2 separate regions of the Homo sapiens genome follow, and region 1 is linked to region 2. The links are chromatin contacts, found by Hi-C or POLR2A ChIA-PET in ENCODE. All regions are on one chromosome and are shown on one strand. Each heading gives the region's core, a stretch centred on a gene start or an enhancer-like site at or near the end of the contact. The rest is flanking DNA. Distances are from core to core; before and after follow the strand shown.

What was found. Hi-C counts contacts between places; a loop is a spot of excess contacts on that map. ChIA-PET counts read pairs that join two places held with the same protein, here RNA polymerase II (POLR2A). Pooled maps may share reads with other maps.
Region 1: a loop to region 2 is called in a map of tibial artery, with 2.0 times the contacts of the local background. The contact joins two enhancer-like sites. A Hi-C loop is called at or near these places in 1 of 168 maps with a recorded cell type or tissue (tibial artery) and 6 of 50 pooled maps. POLR2A ChIA-PET finds 5 or more read pairs at or near these places in 1 of 52 experiments (activated naive CD4-positive, alpha-beta T cell).

What each region holds. Positions count from the first base shown.
Region 1 is chr10:43,959,439-43,964,259 of GRCh38, reverse strand. The region is part of intron 4 of LINC00841 (long intergenic non-protein coding RNA 841); the gene reads right to left. Among named protein-coding and RNA genes, the nearest start is that of LINC02659, 49 kb to the right of the region's middle. Within about 2 kb of position 2,664, at least 6 of the 41 ENCODE cell types and tissues checked have a DNase peak (open chromatin) inside an H3K27ac peak, as active enhancers do; they include tibial artery, where a contact is called at or near this core.
Region 2 is chr10:43,822,079-43,827,032 of GRCh38, reverse strand. No RefSeq gene overlaps it. Among named protein-coding and RNA genes, the nearest start is that of LINC00619, 21 kb to the left of the region's middle. Within about 2 kb of position 1,957, at least 13 of the 41 ENCODE cell types and tissues checked have a DNase peak (open chromatin) inside an H3K27ac peak, as active enhancers do; they include tibial artery, where a contact is called at or near this core.

The sequences.
Region 1 (4,821 bases), core at 1,415-3,914, 140 kb before region 2:
AGGCGTTAGGGATGGAAATATGCTCAGGGCAGAGCTGAGAAGACAAGAGGTGGCCAAAAGGGAGTGATGGGTAAATGCACAAAGGTGTCCAGGAGGGCCCTGGTGCAGGCTGGCTTCCAGGACACAGCTCTCAGGGTAGAAGGAGCCTTTCTCAGACACAGTGGAGACCAAATCTTTTAAAGTGGCTGGAAGTAGGTGTCCCTGTGACCACCGACCACTGAGGGACTGGACCAAACAGGACAGAGACTGTGGCCCCAAAACACTAGCCCCAGGCTCAGCTGCTGGAAGCTCCAGGAGCTGCCAGGATGCAGGGCCTGCATCAGGACTCCAGGCATGGACCGAAGCTGCTCCTGGATCAGCAGGGAGCTTGGCCAGGCAGGGAAGGTCACGGGCTCATAAGTCTCATGTTCTCTGCCTTCTAGGATGGTTCTCCTCTATGAAGGCAGCCTCGGCTACATTCTGTGTTTTGTTTGCTTACTAAGAGCATCAACACAAAGAGAGAATGACAATGTCCTTCCCCATCCTACTCCAAAGAACTCCCAGAATGAGGACCCAGATGTGCCTGAGTCGCACCCACACCCTCTGATTTATAACTTGCCATAAAAACCACCTGGGGGATTGTCAACCATGCTGCCAGGCAAGGCTGGGTGCTGAGAAGTGGGGGCCACTCCAACATCAGTATCACAGTCAGACACCCTGTTTTCCACTTCAAATTCCAAACATGTGTCTGTGAGTGTGGGGTAGCGGCATGGGCAACAATCTTTCATTTCATTTGTTAGTTGGGGTATTGAGATTAAAAAGCTACTAAACTCAAAATGTGGGCCAGGCAGTCAACATGTAATACCTGGACACTTTGGGCCTCTGTGGACTTGAAGCATCATCAAGACACATCACTTCTGTGGCCAACCTCTGGTCAACAGTTAGCCTTATCTTCATAAATTGCCTCCCCCACAACACAATATTTCTGTGCATTCATAGCTCTGTTTGTCCTCCGTAAATCAACCACAGGCCTGTTTAATTATCCCTCGGCAATTTTAAACAACATTTTTAATGAGGCAGAGAATACATGAGGGCTTGCAAACAGGGCTTAAGGGTCTGCCGTGGGTCACTCTGTGTGTATTTTTCAAAGCCAGCCATTCCCAAGATAAGTCACATCTCACCCGGATCTCGAGGCTTGGCTGATGGGCTTTTGCACTGCATGACCAGGGAGACTCAACCATCAGGAGGCTGCTTTCTGTCAATGGCCTTGAAGTGTGTTCATTATTATAAACACACATGATGAATTAGTGTTGTGGTTATGTAAGGAATTTGGTCATCTTGGCTCTGGCTGTGAAAGCGGCAGAGCTATGGAGAAAGTGAACGAAGGGCCATGCCTTCCACTGAAGCCCAGGCAGCTGGTGTTTGAGCTTCATTAACTTGGAGATCCATAAATCTCTCCCCCTGGTTTCCAGGTCAAAGGGATTGCTGGGTGGAAGAGCTCCAAACCCTCTCAGTTGTGGGAAACATCCCTGTGACTTTGCGGGAAGGTAGGCCTGGCCCCGATGTCCCATAGCCAGCAGGTCACTCTTAAGGGAGTGGTCCAGAGGGTCCCACCCTCTGATGGTCCTGGGCTGGGGTATAACACTCAGCGGAGCTGCAGGAGAGGGGACAGAGTACTTGTTGCCCGGCTGCATTTGTGCAGTACTGGTGCTGGGGCCCCCACACAAACCCAAGCACCAGCCCTGGCACCCAGCTGAGTGGCCAGCCCACAATCCCAGAGATGGCAAGGGCGGGCAGAAGGGGAAGAGTGAAGGAGAAGCAGCAATTGGGCACCAGGCTCCAAAGGCGCTGAAAGACAGGGCAGCCACTAGAAAGTCATGGGGAGCAGATTCCTGAGGGCCTGTCTGCAAATACTTATTTTTCTTTCTTTGAACATTCTTAGGACCACAGAAATGGGAGCAATTTCAAGAGGACAGACAGACTCTGCCCCCTGCCCTGCCAACACCCGCAGCCACGATTGCCTTTCCTCCTCCTCCCCATTCTCCTTTTCCGTCTCGCCGCAAGCCCAGATTTCGTGCTGAGCCCTGCACATGAAGTGTCTCCCTTAAATGTCATAAAGACCCCATTCTACAGATGAAGACACCAACGCATTGAGGGCATGAACAACAAGCCCAGAGGTACCCTGTCCCTCCACAGAGCTGGATCCAGACCCAGTCTAGACCTATTCCAGAGCCCAGCCTCACTGTGTCTGGGGCACGATGGTCCCTGGCCTGGAGTGAAGAACACGAGATCCGAACCTTCAGAGTACGCCTCTCTGCCTCAGCCAAGCTCTCTGTTCTGGAACCTCTGCAGGTTATTTCTAATTGAGAAGGTGCAGCAAAGCAGTTAGGGACCTGGACTCTCAAATCCAGTACAGTCACATGTTCTCAGCCACACGACCTGGGGAAGGCACCCAGCCACTCGCAGGCTGGAAGGAGGTTACAGAGGTCACCGAGGCACAGCCCTCACAGGAGATGTGGGTGGCATGGGCACTCAGGAAGTTAGCTGTTATCAGTCATTATTCCTTGACACCCACTCTGCCTGTTTGTTCCCTCAAACTTCTTGCAAGAGAACTATGAAGAGGTTGGGATTCTTGCTGATTTATGGTCATTACTGATGATGTCACGACTGTCCACTCAGGGCCCAAGGACACCAGGACAAGTTAGCAGCCTGCACAGGAATCCAGGAAGTTGTTATTTTAATCTTTAATGCTAGTTTTTTTTGCCAAGCTAAACAACCCCTATCGGCCCCGTAGTATGTTAACATTTTGGGAAAAATTTATGAACTGCTCCAATCCATTTTTGGTAAAGCCCATTACCTCTGAATATAGAATCAAGGTTCCAATTAAAGCTCTCCATTAGAGAATTAAAGTTATTTGCCAAACCAGAAGAGAAAAAAGATCATTCTTCATAATTTTCAAGTTCATCTGCCTGAAACCAGCAGTCTCCTTCCAGTCCTCAGGCAAGTGATCAACTCATTCAATGTTTCAGAGCATGGACCACAAAACAGAGAAACTTCTGGGAATCTGGACAAAACAGTGCCTCCCCCCAAGGGATCTCAGACAGTCGCTAGGGCTTGCACACACACATATGCGCACATACACACACTCACATGGTTGCTCTAGGATCCTAACATCTGTAGTCAAGGAGGTCCAATGTTTTTAGGAGTAAAAATAAATCCCAATTTCTTCCACTTTGGAAGCTCGTAGACGGCAGGCTTTGTAGGAGAAGTTATTTCAACTGGGTTTAAAAGTTTTGGTACGGTTTTGCCGGATAGAAATAGATGGGCAAATACACAGAGGTTGAGAAGTCCAAGTCAGTGATGCTGAGGGCCCAGGACCATCTGTGTTTGGAGACAGCAGGTGGGAGTGCAGAGATGATGCTAGAAAACTTCCCGAATACATGTTATGATGCTAGGCGTTTATTCTGATAGGTGTATTTTACTTCTGACAGATCTCTGCAAAATCTCCAGCTCCTGCCTTTCTGGGCTTTCAGAATCCAGGACCATATGGGACCCATGGACAGTGCAGGCAGGGCAGGAGGCCTCTCCGGGTGCTGAGCTGCCCCGCCATGGGCCACAAGCTGTGCTTCTCAGCACCAATGGTTGTGTCACTCTCATTGGTGGTGCTGGCTTTAGGAGGATGTTGGGGACTCTTTTTGACTCTCCTTGTCTAGATGCCCACATTCTTTGTTAAGGAGCCATCTCCTTTGCTGGGGTCCCCTCTGCCCTCTCTGTTCTAGGATGGTGGGACTATCTGATAAACTAAGTTTTCCAGGGCAGCCCAGGAGGGAAGGCAGCACATGGCTGCACGGAACCTTCTCTGGAGACACAGAATGAAGACCTACAGCCATGCAACCTCCCTTTACTCAGGTCTTTCCAATAGAGAAACTATTCAAGGAAGCCCCCAGGCCTGTGCACGAGGACAAAGAGCAACAAAGAAATAACAAATGGAGTTCAGTTCTAGGACGCCTGATGTCTGCTTAAGAATAAAGGGGCATTTCATTTTGAGATGGGAAGTGGGGACCCTGGGGCCCTGTCCATTGAAATGACCCTTGGCTTCTAGAAGTAGGGGACAGCCCTTACCCAGCTCAGGCATCACAAAATCCTCAGCCAAGCAGCTGGGGGCCTTTAGGGGTATCGTTGGTGTTGTCCTGCTGCCAGCTCCCCGGCCAGATGGAGCCCAGAGCACCGTGCCAGGTTCTTGAGGGCAGACCCTGCAGGCTGCTGAGTGAGCCGAGGAGGGTCAGAAGATTCCTCCACTGACGGCTTTTGGCTGGTCAGTGAGTGCCCATGACCTTGGAGGAGGAGCCCAAGGCTCTGTCAGGCTCTGTCCCCTGTAAATTATTACATGGCCACCTTGTGGCTCAGAGGGCCCTACCTACTATATGAAAATGATATATCTTGAATGATTTATTTATGTCTTTAACAATCATCTATTGAGCACACGTGGCCATGTGGTTCCTCCCCTTGAGCTCACAATCTAATAAAAATAAATATAAGTTATTTCAGTGCAGTCTAGTGCATGCAGTACCAGCATGTCCACATGACAGGGGCTGTTACAAAGGAGTACGGGATTCCCTTCAGGCAAGCAGGGACGTGTAGAGAGAGGCTGGATAAGCCTCCTCAGGGAGGCGATGCTCTAGGCTTCTGGCTAGGAGTGTGCCAGGCAGATGTCTGTGCAGCCTCATTCCAGCAGCAGAAACACCTACTCCATTGTCCAGATTTGGAACACTGGAGAGGGAAAGGGGATGCGGTTACCAATGATAATCAAACAATAGGCATAAACCAGTGCTGTCCCCAGCC
Region 2 (4,954 bases), core at 708-3,207:
ACTAGACATTCACTTACAGTGGAGCTCCGCTGGGTTCCCTAACTCTTAGTAACAGAGCTGCCCCCTCCGCTTCCCCTCACGCCCAGAGTCCTAGTAACAGAGTTGCCCGCGGAGAGGCTGCTGCTCTCAGGCCCTGGTCAGGGTGATGGATGTGAGTTTGCTCAGTCCTTCCTCCACGTGGGATAACCGAGAATATCCAGAATTTTTACCTAAATTGGAACTGGCACACAAAGCGTAAAGTCTGGCAAAAGAGGACTAAGCAGATACATGTGAAACTACCACAGTCAAACAGCCTCTAGTGGCACAGCTGTGGGACATCGATGCACTTGTCAATGGTGGGGACTGGACAGGAGGCTGCAGGCCACTGCACCGTCCTAAGGCCACTCAGGACAAGGCCAGTCCCCAATTTGTTTCACTGTGAGACAGCTGCGCAGTCAGAGCCCAGATACGGTCACCAGACTCCCGGACTTGGATTCAGCTCCACATCGTGTCACCCTGGCTAAAGGATGTACACCTCTGCGTGACTGGGTTTGTCACCTGGCAGCATGGATGCTCAAGCGACTGACCTGTCAGGACAGCAGCAAATGAACTGAAGCTGGGGGAGCGTGCAGGCTGGTGCTGTGTGGAGCTCTGGGGCAGAAGGCACTCACCAGGGGTGCCCAGAGCCGGGGTCTGTGAGTCGCGCGCTGGGTCCGGGTCACAGGCGCTGGGTGAACAGATTGAGAAGACAAAATGAGGATGTACTCCTTACATGCTCACGAAAAGCCTTCTTCCCCTTCGTTGGGAACGACCCCCCCAGACACTAGACCCAGGCCACACCTGGAGTCAGCCGCAGGCAACTCAGAGGAGCGCGAGCCCGGGAGCCTCGGGAGGGCCTCGGAGGTGGGTGGGGGTGAGGGGAGCCTCAGGAGGGCCGCGGGTGGTGAGGGGGGCCTCTGGAAGGTCTGGAGCCCGCTGAAGGCAGGCGATGACGCAGGCCCAGTGCACATGTCCCAGGGCTCCTGTCTAGGCACACGGAAGCTGCATGTTCGTTTCTTTGTACCCATATCACACTTACTGTATTTCTTCTTCTTCTTTCTTTTCCTCCCCCAGCAGCTCTAAGCGCCCTACAGCTTCCATGGAAAGGCAAAAGGGACTTCCCTATTGCACCGTCTGCGGGTACCACTGTTCCAGCCCTGAAGGGACTAGGGGATGCTGCGCTGTGGGGAAAGTCCGGGTGGCAGGAGATGGCGGGGCTCCTGGAGGAGGTGCTGGGATGCGCTGCTGTGGCTGCTGAGAAAGGTCCTGAGGGCGCAGCCCGCCCTTTCCCCGAGCTGCGAGCTGCGAGCTGCGAGGGAGCCCGGCGGGGAGGACCGGCAGGGTCTCTGGGAGGGAGGAACAGGGGAGCCTGGAGTCTCAGGGCTGCCGGGAGCAGAGGCGCTCTGGGTGGTGAACGTCCCCAGCCTGCCCTCCCTGCTCACTGCGGAGTCACGCGCCCGCTCTGCTCTGGGCCTCCCCTCAGCTCTGGCCTCCAGGCAGTTTCCTTTCTGCCAGGTAGATTCTGTGCGACTTCATTTATTCAGAATCTGGATCAGCAAATGAACATTCAGGTAGGAAAGGGGTGTTTGGAAGGGTGGAGAGGTTTCCAAGCAGGCGCCCACCTGAGGGGCCCCCTGAAGGGAAACAAAGGGGACTTAAAGCCAGGTTTCCAGCTCGGCCACCCCTTCCTTTTTTTGTCTTTTTTCTTTTTTAAAAAAATATAAACAAAGAGCTTGAATTATTTTGAAATAACTATTGGTAGCTGGACTGTGTTCTCTTGACCACAACATTGCTCTGGGACTGAACCGCGTGGGTCTCTGCTCTTCCTAAGTGTTACATAAGAATAGCGAACCCATGAGGTCAGCTTCTAAACCAGTTTCTTCCCATAACCTCCTGGACCAAGGCCCAAGCAAGGCCGAGAGGAGCTCAAGGTCCCACTCTCACCAGGACGGGCCTCTCTCTCTAGTTGGCAGGAGGCGATGAATGTCGCCCAGTAATTTAAGGTTGTTCATGTTTGGGTAGAAAAGCCAAGCACAGGCCCATATTCTAGAGGATTGCTTGTGGCAGGCAGAAGGCCATCAAAGGCAAACCCAAACAAACAAAAAAGTGTCTTTTGAAGCTAATGGAGCAGATCAGATTGGTGAAAAGTAGATTAACAATAGCATTTGGAACAAAACTTTCAGCATAGTGCTTGCCCGAAAGTACTTACAGCCCTTTAAAATTGAGAGTGGGACCAGGCACTATGGCTCACAACTGTAATCCCAGCACTTTGGGAGGCTGAGGCGGGCAGATCACTTGAGTCCAGGAGTTTGAGACCAGCCTGGGCAACATAGTGAAAACCTGCCACTACTAAAAATACAAAGAGTAGCCGGGCACAGTGGCGCTCACCTGTAATCCCAGCTACTTGGAGGCTGAGGCACGAGAATTGCTTGAACCTGGGAGGCAGAGGTTGCAGTGAGCCAAGGTCGTGCCACTGCACTCCAGCCTGGATAACAGAGTGAGACTCTGTCTCAAAAATAAAATAAAATAAATAACATTGTCACTGGGTGGAATTGTAGACAAGGCAAAGATGTGTCTACACAGTTCCAACCAAGAGTAAGGCAATTATAAAAATCCACTTTTGCATACCTAAGGGCATTGCCTAGATATTTGGAATCATATATTTGGTTAATTTGAGTTTTTTCATAGAAAGCAGGTAAACATAGCCAACTTTTATAATGAAGTAAATTTTCAATCTCATGTTAACCTTAACTCTTTCATAGTCTGAATAGACCATATTCACAGTGATATGAGAGCCAGACATTTTAAATAAAATCACAGGAATAATGTTCTTTGTTTATGTCACAATTACACTAAGCCAGCAGTCCCCAACCTTTTTGGCACCAGGGACCAGTTTCATGGAAGACAATTTTTCCACAGGCAGGGTGTATGGGTCAGGATGAAACAGTTCCACCTCAGATCATCAGGCATTAGTTAGATTCTTATAAAGAACGTGCAGCCTAGAACCCTCATATGTGCAGTTCACAGTAGGGTTCATGCTCCTATGAGAATCTAATGCCACTACTGATCTGACAGGAAGCAGAGCTCATGCAGCAATGCTCACTCACCACTCACCTCGTGCTGTAGCATCCCAGTTCCTAACAGGCCACAGACCAGTATCAGCCCATAGGTTGCAGACCCCTGCTCTAAGTAGTCCAAAATGGCTTACCAAATGCAGCCTTCCAAATATGCCAGATATTCTCATTGTGCGCTAAAATTTCTTTATTATAAAAGTCAGAGTTAGTAAATAAAGTTACAAAAACAAAAGACACATATAATATAATGTAAAATATAATCCAAATCATGACTCCTTCCGTATGACTTTCTAAAATGTAGTATTTTTCTTGGAAAATGTCACAACTTGTAAGTGTGGCAAAAACTCACTAGAAACAGCATTCTGAGTACTCCAGTGACAACATTGTTAAAACACTCTGAGTCCATGCATTTAATATTCTATATTAAGGCCTCTCTACTCCCATAATTTCCCCTACATAGCACTATGAAGTCATGTAAGGGTAGTCAGAAGGAAACAAAACTATTAAAAATATCCTCCAAAAATGAAAAGATGCCAAAAAATCACACAAGGACTTAATAACCATGGTATTTACAATGGAAAAGAATGCTTCTGCCAGAAACTCTGTTTTTACTAGCCCAGACTTTTTTTCATGTTTAATTTTATATACAAGCTTTTTGCCTGGATTTATGATTAAATTATTTTCTTTTCAACTCCTCTTTGTTACCTTGGTTTTATCAATATTGAACCACTTGAATTCTGCAGCAATAGCAAACGAAAGTAAAAACCAACTTCTATACACAGTGCTGATTAGGCCCAGCTCTAATCACTGAACCAACTGTAGGAGACAGATACTATTATGTTGCTCTGTACAAACGAAAGAGCTGAAGTACTCAGAGGCTGAGTAACTGCCCAAGGTCACACAGTTGCTAAGTGGTAGACCTGGGAATTGAACTCAGGCAAGGCTGGCTCCAGAGCCTATGTTTCCACCACTTTTCTAAGCTATCTTTTTATAGCATTTCTAGAACTCTCAGAGCAGCAATCCAGTGATGTTAGCCCAAACTCATCAATTTTGCAAGTTATAGGATCTGTCTGCTCCTTGAACAAACCTTTCTTGAGCATGAATTGGATTCATGTTTTTGCATCTGTACAAAAGGCACAGGGACAGACGGGGGAAAAATTGTGTCTACTACTACTGAAAGATTCAGAGTCTCTGAGTAAGATGAAGTCATAAAAGTTTCATTTGTCTTTTGGCACGGGGAGGGGCTGAGCTCAGACTGCAGCATCTGCTCAGCATAGCCTCCTCCTCCTCCTCCCAAGTCATTCACTCTGGAGTGAGGGGGAGCCTTCGCTCTGCTCCCCAAAGCTCTTTCCTGACCTAAGATCCTGCCCTCGACCACCCTCGCGCATGAACTCACCATGGTTCTCCGCAGGTCTCCTCTCTTTCATGCAGCCATTACTCCACCGTCAGGTAGAATATCTTCACCTGTTCCTCTTTTACTCACAGGAGAAAGTTCAGCCTCCTTAGGCAAGCACTGAAGGCCCCAGCCTATCTGCTACAACCCGGAGTTACCTCCTGCCACTCTCTGGGACACTGTGCTCCCAACATAGGACTACTCCCTGGCTCTTCCACCTTTGCTGGGGCCTTTGTCTGTTGTCATCTTCTCTCTTTCTTGGCCTTATGTCATGTCCTCCACAAAGCCTCCCCAGCTCCAGCCCTTATAGTGAAAGGTAAAATATTCCTCCTCTCTGTGCTCCTGGACCTCTGAACCTGCCTCTACCAGAGCATTTGACAGAAATTTTAACAGCCTTCTAGAGCAAAAGGGATCCTCTCCTCCTCCCCATTCTCTCTAAGTTGGAAGCCCCCTGAGGGCAAGTCACCAC